Linked DNA regions of Homo sapiens: region 1 is linked to region 2. A link is an interaction called in ENCODE POLR2A ChIA-PET data of the cell type or tissue named here. Cell type or tissue: endothelial cell of umbilical vein. All regions are shown on one strand. Links, peaks and the distances in the headings refer to the core of each region. The heading gives the core; the rest is flanking DNA.

The links. ChIA-PET counts read pairs that join two places held together with the same protein. Peaks named below come from ENCODE experiments on the same cell type or tissue, not always from the same donor. Only the 100,000 strongest peaks of a DNase experiment are listed, where the experiment ranks them.
Region 1: POLR2A ChIA-PET joins it to region 2 with 5 read pairs; 7 of 35 experiments call an interaction of 5 or more read pairs at or near these places.

Annotation. Positions count from the first base shown.
Region 1 is chr5:76,829,051-76,834,433 of GRCh38, forward strand. It overlaps F2RL1 (F2R like trypsin receptor 1), which reads left to right. Exons shown (of 2, transcript NM_005242.6): 2 at 3,640-5,383. The coding sequence ends at 4,751. Among named protein-coding and RNA genes, the nearest start is that of F2RL1, 13 kb to the left of the region's middle. In endothelial cell of umbilical vein, for the core only: no CTCF peak of the experiment used is centred there; a DNase peak (open chromatin) is centred at 2,221; H3K27ac peaks cover 2,539 bases.
Region 2 is chr5:76,701,839-76,707,221 of GRCh38, forward strand. It overlaps IQGAP2 (IQ motif containing GTPase activating protein 2), which reads left to right. Exons shown (of 36, transcript NM_006633.5): 35 at 644-752; 36 at 5,362-5,383. Among named protein-coding and RNA genes, the nearest start is that of NCRUPAR, 7.9 kb to the right of the region's middle. In endothelial cell of umbilical vein, for the core only: no CTCF peak of the experiment used is centred there; DNase peaks (open chromatin) are centred at 2,483 and 3,993; H3K27ac peaks cover 1,347 bases.

The DNA.
Region 1 (5,383 bases), core at 229-5,228, 130 kb after region 2:
GGTTGCAGTGAACCAAGATCGCACCACTGCACTCCAGCCTGGGCGACAGAGTAAGACTCCATCTCAAAAAAAAAAACAAGTTATTTTTATGGTTTGTTTGAATCAGGATTGAAACAAGGTACACACATTATATGACTGATATGTCTTTTAAATCTTCTACTCTATAAATTTCACCTCCACACCTTTTTTTTACCTTTGTTCTTCTTCTTCTTCTTTTTTTTTTTTTTGAAGAGATGGCATTGTGCTATGTTGCCCTGGCTGGTCTTGAACTCCTGGTCTCAATCAATCCTCCTGCTTTGGCCTCTCAAAGTGCTGGGTATTGAAGGCATGAGGCACTGTGCCTGGCCCTCTTTCTTATTTTTTGCCTTATAATTTATATTTTGTAAAAAACAGGTCCTTTATCCTGTAGCAGTTCCCAGAGTCTCAATTTTACTGACTACATTTGTGGTGTTGTTTAACACTTTGCCCCCTTCATTTCCATTAATTTGGTGTTGGATAATTTCCACAATAACTGCACCAGTTGCTCAGTCTATAACACTAATCAAGCACTGAATCCAACACCAAATTAATTTCCAGTATGTTACTTTCTAATTGTTACATACATTGTCATTCTAAGTTAAGTGGCCTGTGAAATCAGTGTTAAAGAATAATAACTGGCTTTTTATAATAATGGAATAGAATACAATAGAAAGTATCAGTGCACCCTATGTAATAAGAATAATTATTATTTTGTGAAACGTTTTTCCACCATGGATATGTGTATTGGGAACTGGGTTAGTATGTGGAATATGGTTCTTAGGGGTTATGGTCAAATATTTGAAGAACACTGTAATATGTAGGAATTTTTTTTAAATTTAAAAACAACATATGTTCTTTTTGAAGAATTATATAAAAAAAATAGAACCACTAGAAATAGGACTATCCTAAGCATATTAGTTTCTTGTGGCTACCATAGCAAATTGCCATAAACTGATGATGTAAAACAACACATTTATTCTGTCAGTTCTGGAGACCAGAAGTCTGAAATCAAGGAATTGGGGCCACAAGCCCTCCAAAAGCTCTAAGGGAGAGTCCATTCCTTGCCTTTTCCAGCTTGCAGTGGCTGCTGGCATTTCTTGGCATTCTTGGCCTGTTCCTTGATGTGACTCCAATCTCTGCCTCCATTCTCATGTCACTCACTCCTCTGGCTTCTCCTTTTCTGCGTGTTGCAGATCTCTTTCTGCTTTTCTCTCTGTTTTGTTGTTTGATACAGACTTTAACTCTGTCGCCCAGGCTGGAGTGCAGTGGCGCAATCTTGGCTCACTGCAACCTCCGCCTCCCAGGTTCAAGCAATTCTCCTGCCTCAGCCTCCCAAGTAGCTAGAACTACAGGCGCCTGCCACCACGCCCGGCTAATTTTTGTATTTTTAGTAGAGACAGGGTTTCACTATGTTGGCCAGGCTTGTCTTGAACTTCTGACCTCGTGATCCACCCACCTCAGCCTCCCAAAGTGCTGGGATTACAGGCGTGAGACACCACGCCAGGCCTCTGCCTTTATCTTAGAAACGACACTTGTCATTGGATTTAGGGCCCGCCTAGATAACCCAGGGAGATCTTCTTATCTTAGGATCCTTAATTCTATCTGCAAAGACATTTTTGCTAAATAATGTTCACAGAGTCTGGCGATTAGGACATAGACTTCTCTTTTGGGGGCACCACCTTTCAACCCACTACACTAAGTGAAAAGTGAAATATTGATCTCTACATCCCCCAACACTCCACCCAGGCTAGCATCCCAAATAGGGAAGCATTAAGATGTGAAAAATTCTGCGGAACATTAGTGTAAAGCTTCTAGTGGAAAAATGATGACCAAGCATAACATTATGAGATAAGAGCATGAGTAGGTTTAATATCCCCCTGGTATACGGCAGTGCAAGTATTGCCCTGTCTTCTCTGCTTGGTGAGGCCTACTTTTCCCCAGAATTAGAGTAAAATTATTCAGTATCCTTATATTGTCCTTACTTACTCCTGCAGGTTCATGAATACTTAGGGGCAGAATGTAGGGAGGACATGCCATTCATTTCTTTGTGGTTTTTAGGTCAACTTCATAATATAAGAGAGGGATAATAAGTTAGCTTGTCATGCTACATGCTTGAAAGTCTGTCATCAGTACAGCCACCTATCCAGGCCAGACGGTTTCCCTGCCAGTTGGCCTCCATGGGACATTCTCCAGGAAACCAGCACATGAGCAGGGAAAATCCCTGCCATTGTTGAGGCTATCGTTGTGGGTGAAAAGGGAATGTCCCTTGTGGTCCTGGAATCTCCCTGTGGCAAGCTCTGAATAGGGTATGATGAATTGAATAGGCCAGGAAGGATCCTGGCTCAGGGCTAGAGTGGGATAGAAGGCCATTATGAAGTGAGAAATTAGAAAACTGGTGTCAGGATGGGGATCGCTATTTTACACACTTGAGAATTTAGAAAGGAATTACTGCACATTCCTAAACTGATTTTTTTTTTTTTTTTTTGACTGAGGCTCGCTCTGTCACCCAGGCTGAAGTGCAGTGGCATGATCTTGGATCACTGCAACCTCCACTTCCGGGGTTCAAGCGATTCTTCTGCCTCAGCCTCCCAAGTAGCTGGGATTACAGGCGCCTGCGCCTGGCTAATTTTTGTATTTTTAACAGAGTCAGGGTTTCGCCATGTTAGCCAGGCTGGTCTGAAACTCCTGACCTCAGGTGATCCACCTGCCTTAGCCTCCCAAAGTGCTGAGATTACACGCATGAGCCACCATGCCCAGCCAAACCAAATTTTACTAATTGATAAATCAAAGGACTGTTGTTGGTCATGTGATAAGAATAGCTAGAGCTGGGCGTGATGTCTCACACCTGTAATTCCAGCACTTTGGGAGGCCAAGATGGGAGGATCACTTGAAGCCAGGAGTTCGAGACCAGCTTAGTCAACATAGCAAGACCCCATCTCTAAAAAAAAAAAAAATAATAAGTAAAATAAAAAGAATAGCTGGGGACTAATGAGTGTGGACAGTTTGTAAAAATAAATTGAAATATTGTTAGTCTTCTTTATATTCCTAGAAATCGATGCTCCACATGCATCCCACAACTCCTTACAACTCCCCGATACAAAAATACTCACTGTAAGAAAAAAACCCATAAAACCAAACTAAACCAGACAATAGAAATCCCAATAATCTCATTACACAAAGAAAAGCCCCTATAAGCATTTTGTGTAATCCTCTAATAGTACATTTCTGTTTTCATCTAAAGTACTTTCATTTGAGGCTGGGCTCAGTGGCTCACACTTGTATCTCACCACTTTGGGAGGCTGAGGCAGGAGAATCTTAAGGCCAGGAGTTTGAGAACAGCCTGGGCAACATAGTGAGATCCTATCTCTACAAAAAGTAAAAAATTAGCTGGGTGTGATGGTGTGTGCCTGTGGCCTGGCTGTTTAGGAGGATTGCTTGAGCCCAAAAGTTTGAGGCTGCGGTGCATTATGATCGCTCCACTACGCTCCAGCCTGGGTGACAGCGAGACCCTGTCTCATAAATTAAAAAATGAATAAATGAATGTACTTTCATTTGAACAAACCAGTGTTACTGCTGAAACATTTATTTCTGTAATGACCCTTGTCTTCCTTTCTTGTACAGGAACCAGTAGATCCTCTAAAGGAAGAAGCCTTATTGGTAAGGTTGATGGCACATCCCACGTCACTGGAAAAGGAGTTACAGTTGAAACAGTCTTTTCTGTGGATGAGTTTTCTGCATCTGTCCTCACTGGAAAACTGACCACTGTCTTCCTTCCAATTGTCTACACAATTGTGTTTGTGGTGGGTTTGCCAAGTAACGGCATGGCCCTGTGGGTCTTTCTTTTCCGAACTAAGAAGAAGCACCCTGCTGTGATTTACATGGCCAATCTGGCCTTGGCTGACCTCCTCTCTGTCATCTGGTTCCCCTTGAAGATTGCCTATCACATACATGGCAACAACTGGATTTATGGGGAAGCTCTTTGTAATGTGCTTATTGGCTTTTTCTATGGCAACATGTACTGTTCCATTCTCTTCATGACCTGCCTCAGTGTGCAGAGGTATTGGGTCATCGTGAACCCCATGGGGCACTCCAGGAAGAAGGCAAACATTGCCATTGGCATCTCCCTGGCAATATGGCTGCTGATTCTGCTGGTCACCATTCCTTTGTATGTCGTGAAGCAGACCATCTTCATTCCTGCCCTGAACATCACGACCTGTCATGATGTTTTGCCTGAGCAGCTCTTGGTGGGAGACATGTTCAATTACTTCCTCTCTCTGGCCATTGGGGTCTTTCTGTTCCCAGCCTTCCTCACAGCCTCTGCCTATGTGCTGATGATCAGAATGCTGCGATCTTCTGCCATGGATGAAAACTCAGAGAAGAAAAGGAAGAGGGCCATCAAACTCATTGTCACTGTCCTGGCCATGTACCTGATCTGCTTCACTCCTAGTAACCTTCTGCTTGTGGTGCATTATTTTCTGATTAAGAGCCAGGGCCAGAGCCATGTCTATGCCCTGTACATTGTAGCCCTCTGCCTCTCTACCCTTAACAGCTGCATCGACCCCTTTGTCTATTACTTTGTTTCACATGATTTCAGGGATCATGCAAAGAACGCTCTCCTTTGCCGAAGTGTCCGCACTGTAAAGCAGATGCAAGTATCCCTCACCTCAAAGAAACACTCCAGGAAATCCAGCTCTTACTCTTCAAGTTCAACCACTGTTAAGACCTCCTATTGAGTTTTCCAGGTCCTCAGATGGGAATTGCACAGTAGGATGTGGAACCTGTTTAATGTTATGAGGACGTGTCTGTTATTTCCTAATCAAAAAGGTCTCACCACATACCATGTGGATGCAGCACCTCTCAGGATTGCTAGGAGCTCCCCTGTTTGCATGAGAAAAGTAGTCCCCCAAATTAACATCAGTGTCTGTTTCAGAATCTCTCTACTCAGATGACCCCAGAAACTGAACCAACAGAAGCAGACTTTTCAGAAGATGGTGAAGACAGAAACCCAGTAACTTGCAAAAAGTAGACTTGGTGTGAAGACTCACTTCTCAGCTGAAATTATATATATACACATATATATATTTTACATCTGGGATCATGATAGACTTGTTAGGGCTTCAAGGCCCTCAGAGATGATCAGTCCAACTGAACGACCTTACAAATGAGGAAACCAAGATAAATGAGCTGCCAGAATCAGGTTTCCAATCAACAGCAGTGAGTTGGGATTGGACAGTAGAATTTCAATGTCCAGTGAGTGAGGTTCTTGTACCACTTCATCAAAATCATGGATCTTGGCTGGGTGCGGTGCCTCATGCCTGTAATCCTAGCACTTTGGGAGGCTGAGGCAGGCAATCACTTGAGGTCA
Region 2 (5,383 bases), core at 247-5,246:
AAAATGCTTCTTCCAGAGATGGAGTCTCACTCTGCGGCCCAGGCTGGAGTGCAGTGGTGGGATCTTGGCTCACTGCAACCTCCACCTCCCAGGTTCAAGCGATTCTCCTGCCTCAGCCTCGCGAGTAGCTGGGATTACAGGCACATGCCACCGCCCAGCTAATTTTTGTATTTTTAGTAAAGATGGGGTTTCACCATGTTGGCCAGGTGATCCGCCCGCCTCGGCCTCTGAAAGTGCTGGGATTACAGGCGTGAGCGACTGCGCCTGGCCTGAAGTTTCTATAAAAGTTATCATCTGAAATACTCAATTGGCTATAGGTCAATAATGTTCATGTTCTGTGACTCACATATTTCCAATTATGTTTTATGCTCTTGAAGAGCAAGGACCGTATCTTCTATTTCTTTTGTAATAAAGCACCTATGTCAGAACTCTATGAGCTACAGATCTCAACAATAGCCATCAAACCTAGTGTTTGGAGAGCAGAATTGGGGGAAAGATGACGTGAGGTTTTTGGTGACTTCCTTAGGATTTTCTCAACAAGCCATTATTTAAAAATGATTATTTGAGATTCCATTAGTTTGTTTCAGCTTTAAGCACATCTGTATTTGTAATTTCTCATGTATGAATGTTCCTTTCTTCACAGGTTTAAGAATGTTACATTTGATATCATAGCTACTGAAGATGTAGGCATTTTCGATGTAAGATCAAAATTCCTTGGTGTTGAGATGGAAAAGGTGCAACTCAATATTCAGGTAAGCTGCTGGAATTTCTGCACATTGATGATAAATTTTATATGTGGATCATACATTGCTACCCTGGCTCTCTCTCTTCAGGACAACAATAAAGTTTAACAGAAAACCAGTGCCAGCCTTATTTGCCAATATTTGTTAAGTGTTGATGATTTTTAAGAGCTGTGACTTTTCAAATGATTGGAAATTGATATGCTTCTAGCTGGCAAACCATAGCAGTCAGTTTCTCTAAGCCATGTTTCCATTTTAAAGCTTAGACAAAAGAATATAATTTAAAAGTATTCAGAGCTATTAAATAAATGCTATAAATTTTCCTTTTATTGGAAACTTGCATTTCTTTCTAAGACTATGTATGCCCAGGACTGGAACTTTCATGATCTCATTTTTCCCTCTCTCCTAGAATGGTTTTTCTTTTTTGTGGGGGGAGGGGGTGGGGGTGGGGCATTGAGAAGGGGTCTTGCTCTGTCGCCCAGGCTGGAATACAGTGGCATGTATGCCCAGGACTGGAACTTTCATGATCTCATTTTTCCCTCTTTCCTAGAATGGTTTTTCTTTTTTGTGGGGGGAGGGGGTGGGGGGGGGCATTGAGAAAGGGTCTTGCTCTGTCGCCCAGGCTGGAATACAGTGGCACAATCATGGTTCACTGCAGCCTCAACCTCCTGGGCTCAAGCGATCCTCCTGCTTCAGCCTCTCGAGTAACTGGTACTACAGGCACACACCACCACATCTGGCTAATTTCTGTATTTTTTGTAGAGACAGGGTTTCACCACGTTGCCCAGGCTTGTCTTAGACTACTGGGCTCAAGTGATCTGCCTGGCTTAGCCTCCAAAAGTGCTGGGATTACAGGCATTAGCCACCACACCTGGCCCCTAGAATAGTTTTTACGTCAATTTATTAACTCTATTTGTCAAATGCTTGGGATCACAGGAATGAAAGGCATTATGCAAAACAGATATCTATACATAGAAAAATGGTGTTTGCAATATAAATTATCGTTATTTTATCATAAGAGCCACATTTAAGCCAAATACACGTAAATGAAAACCGAGAAATCCAGTTTCTGTGCAAAAAAAAAAAAAAAGAGAGCACTGCAAACAAATGTTCATCTGCCCCCAACTTCTTAATCCTTAGCACAAAACCAATTTAAAGAAGTAATTTATTTTTCTTTTTTGATGTAACACTTTTTAAATGGAAATAACATCTTACCTGGGCCCCAAACTACTTACAAAATGGTTTCCAGGTATTTTGCATATGTTTACATGAATCATCTCACTAAGATCCTGAGAGTGATGTGAATTCTGGCCTCACTGTCTGTGCAGCCCAGGGCTCCATGCACTGGAATTACTTCCCCATCATGGGAGTGTGTGCCAGAGCCCTTCTTTTCTGGCAGCCCTTGTAAGTTTAAAAGAAAAACGGGAGCTGAATGGGTTTGATAAGGACATTGAGATAATGGAGTAAATTAGAATTCGGAGATAAGATGAAAGCTATTATGTAATTATTGAAAGTATAATTAAGTAAACAGTATTGTTTTCTAACTTACTTTAAATGTCACTAAATGTATCCATTTAATAATTTAGCTAATTAGGGTCTTCAGTTATTTTGTGTAACAGATAAATACAGGAAGAGAAAAGAAGGTGCTTGTGGTGATACCCTTTGGTTAGTGATTCCTCTGTAGAAATAGCAAAAGACATATGTGATTGCCAAGAAGGAAATTATCCAGGGCCAGTCAATATCAACTGGACCAATGAGTCACAAGTGACCAGGAGACACCTTATATTGTGTTTAGAGAGAAAGCAATAATTCCATGAGACTTCCTTTGAGTACTGGTATAAAAACCAAGCTTCACTTGTTCCTTTGTTAAGGATTCTGTATACAGTAAGATTAGCTGTTCATACCATTCATTTATACACATAATGGATTGTGAAATGTTAATCCTTAGCTATATGCAGGTGACCAGTATGTCCTGGGTTTTTTAAATCAGTAGTGCATAATCAGAACTGGCTACATCCTTAGCAGGGCTCAGAGCAAAATAAAAATGCAGTGCCCTGTTTTTAAAATTATTAAGGATTTTAGGATGATGACAGAAGAGAATAAAACCCTGGGCATGGGACCCTGTGCGGCTGCACAGATTGCATACCCACGGAGCCAGCCCTGCATTTGATAGCTGTCAGATGTAAAGGCAGACTTCTATTTATATATGCAGCTTTCAGTCAATTGCATGAATGTGTAAATTGTCAAAGAGAAATGTGATGGCCAGGTCCTTACTGTGAGTAAAGGACCAGGAACAGGACCAAAGTTTGAAAGGACTAAAGAAAGCCCCTTCTAACATTACAGCTCTATGTCTCTTGGTTATCTTCAGCCCATTTTCCCTTCAGTTCCTAAAGAAAACCATAGGATAGAATTATATCCTATAATTATAGGCCATATAGGTAACAGGAGGATATGACTTATGTGATATATATTCTTCTTGTAAAAATAATGTCAGGTATTTATCGGGGACTGCAGGGTGGGCCTTCTTCCTCTCCTAGATGAAGAACTGAGGTTCAGACAGCTAATTATGGAAGATAATTAGCTGGGATAATTATGGAAGATAATGCAGCTGGGATCCAAGTTCTTCATCACTCTAGTCCACTGCCTGTCTCATAGGATTCCAGTTGATCCTGCAAGACAAGAGTAGCTTACAAAGGGTTTGCATATACCTTAATCTCATATCTCATTCCCAGTAGCACCCTTGTGAAATTGGCAGTGTTATCCCCAATTTACACACAGGGAAACAGAACTTCAGAGAAGTTATGTCATGTTGCAAGGTCTTAAGATAGCAAATGGCAGAGCTAAAACTAAAGTCTGCTTTTCAAGTCATGAGTCCAGCCATGTTTTCTCTGCTCCCTACTTTGGGGACCCAGCTACTTCCCCTACATATGCCATTCCTTTTCAATCTAACTCTATTGGTTTAATTCTTTTCCACTAGACTTTGTTTAACAGATGTTGCATTTCCCAGAGGAAAAGTGAATCTCCTCTACACTCTAAATAGCTAAAAGTATTATTGATGAAAGGACTTCAATTCCCTATAGAATTTTAGTTCTAGAAGCATATCTGAATAATGTAGGGGTTTTCTTAAGTGCAGTGAGAGGTAATTGAGGAAGTGGAGGAGGAAGCTGCCAAGAGTCAGAGTTCTCTCAAAGATGACTCCAACTTCTACAATTGACCTTGCTAGAAACAAGAAAATGAGACTTAGATATTGGGCCAGGACAGCTCAGGAATTATATCTTCCATTGGGAAAGGCTTCCTGTACCTATGTTACTATGAAATGTTACAGCTTAGTTTCATGCATATGGCTGGTGTGATCCAGTTACTTATTTTAAAAAGAGAGTTGATTTCCTTTGTTTATATGCTGGCAGTGAAAAACAGAATGACAGTTCGACTTAAGAATGAGGGCTTGTTCTCAGTACAGAAACAGAAGTAGCCTAGTTCAAGAAGTGCGGACCACCGCTTTGTACAATGGTCTCCAAACTTTGGTCACTTCATCAGGAAATAGTATGAGCACTTCTCTCCATACATAGTTATTTGTAAAGTATACATGCTTCTGCTATTGTACTCTAAAACGTGCTGTATTATATACCAAAAAAGTCCAAAAAATGAGAAAAAATAAATAGAAATAGGAGTTCTAATATTCTTTTTGCTTCCCCAGTGAATGTCTTGCTCACTTCACTTTAAAAAAACACTGCTTTCTGTGTTTTTGTTTTTGTTTTTGTTTTTGTTTTTGTTTTTCGGGTTTTTTGAGACAGAGTCTTTCTCTGTCGCTGAGGCTGGAGTACAGCAGTGCAATCTCGGCTCGCTGCAATCTCTGCCTACTCTGTTCAAGTGATTTTCCTGCCTCAGCCTCCTGAGTAGCTGGGATTACAAGTGTGCACCACCACGCCCAGCTAATTTTTGTATTTTTAGTAGAGATGGGGTTTCGCCATGTTGGCCAGGCTGGTCTCACTCTCCTGACCTCAAGTGATCCACCTGCCTCAGCCTCTCAAACTGCTGGTATTACAGGAATGAGCCACCACACCCAGCCAGAAAACACTGCTTTCTAAAGAATATGCATCTAGCCAGAACTTTGTGTTTTAACATTTTCGATTAAAAATTGAAATTATATATCTGACATTAACTTAATGATCATCATTTACTTTCATACAGCCCTTATCAATTCCAAAAAGCTATTTTCTTTCATCTAAGTCACAATCACTTGGGAATTTATTAAAATGCAAATTGATGGGCCCCACCAGAGAGCTACATAACAAGAAATTCCTGTGGGAGGAGCCCAGGCAGCCTTTATTTTAACTAGCCTATGTTTTTAACCAGATGATTCTGATGTACACTTAAGTTTTAGAACCCCCATCTATGGCCTGGTGCCATGGCATGCGCCTGTAGTCCTGGCTACTCGGGAGGCTGAGGTGGGAAGATAGCTTAAGCCAGGAGTTTGAGACCAACCTGGGCAACATAGTTAGACCCCACCCAGGTGATTAGGTCAATTGAATCTGACTTTTGTCAACAAATTCTTCTAATATGTTTTTTAAATGCACAAAATGTCAAAGTTGAGATTTAATGATGCTTTTTACAATTTCAGGATTTACTTCAGATGCAATATG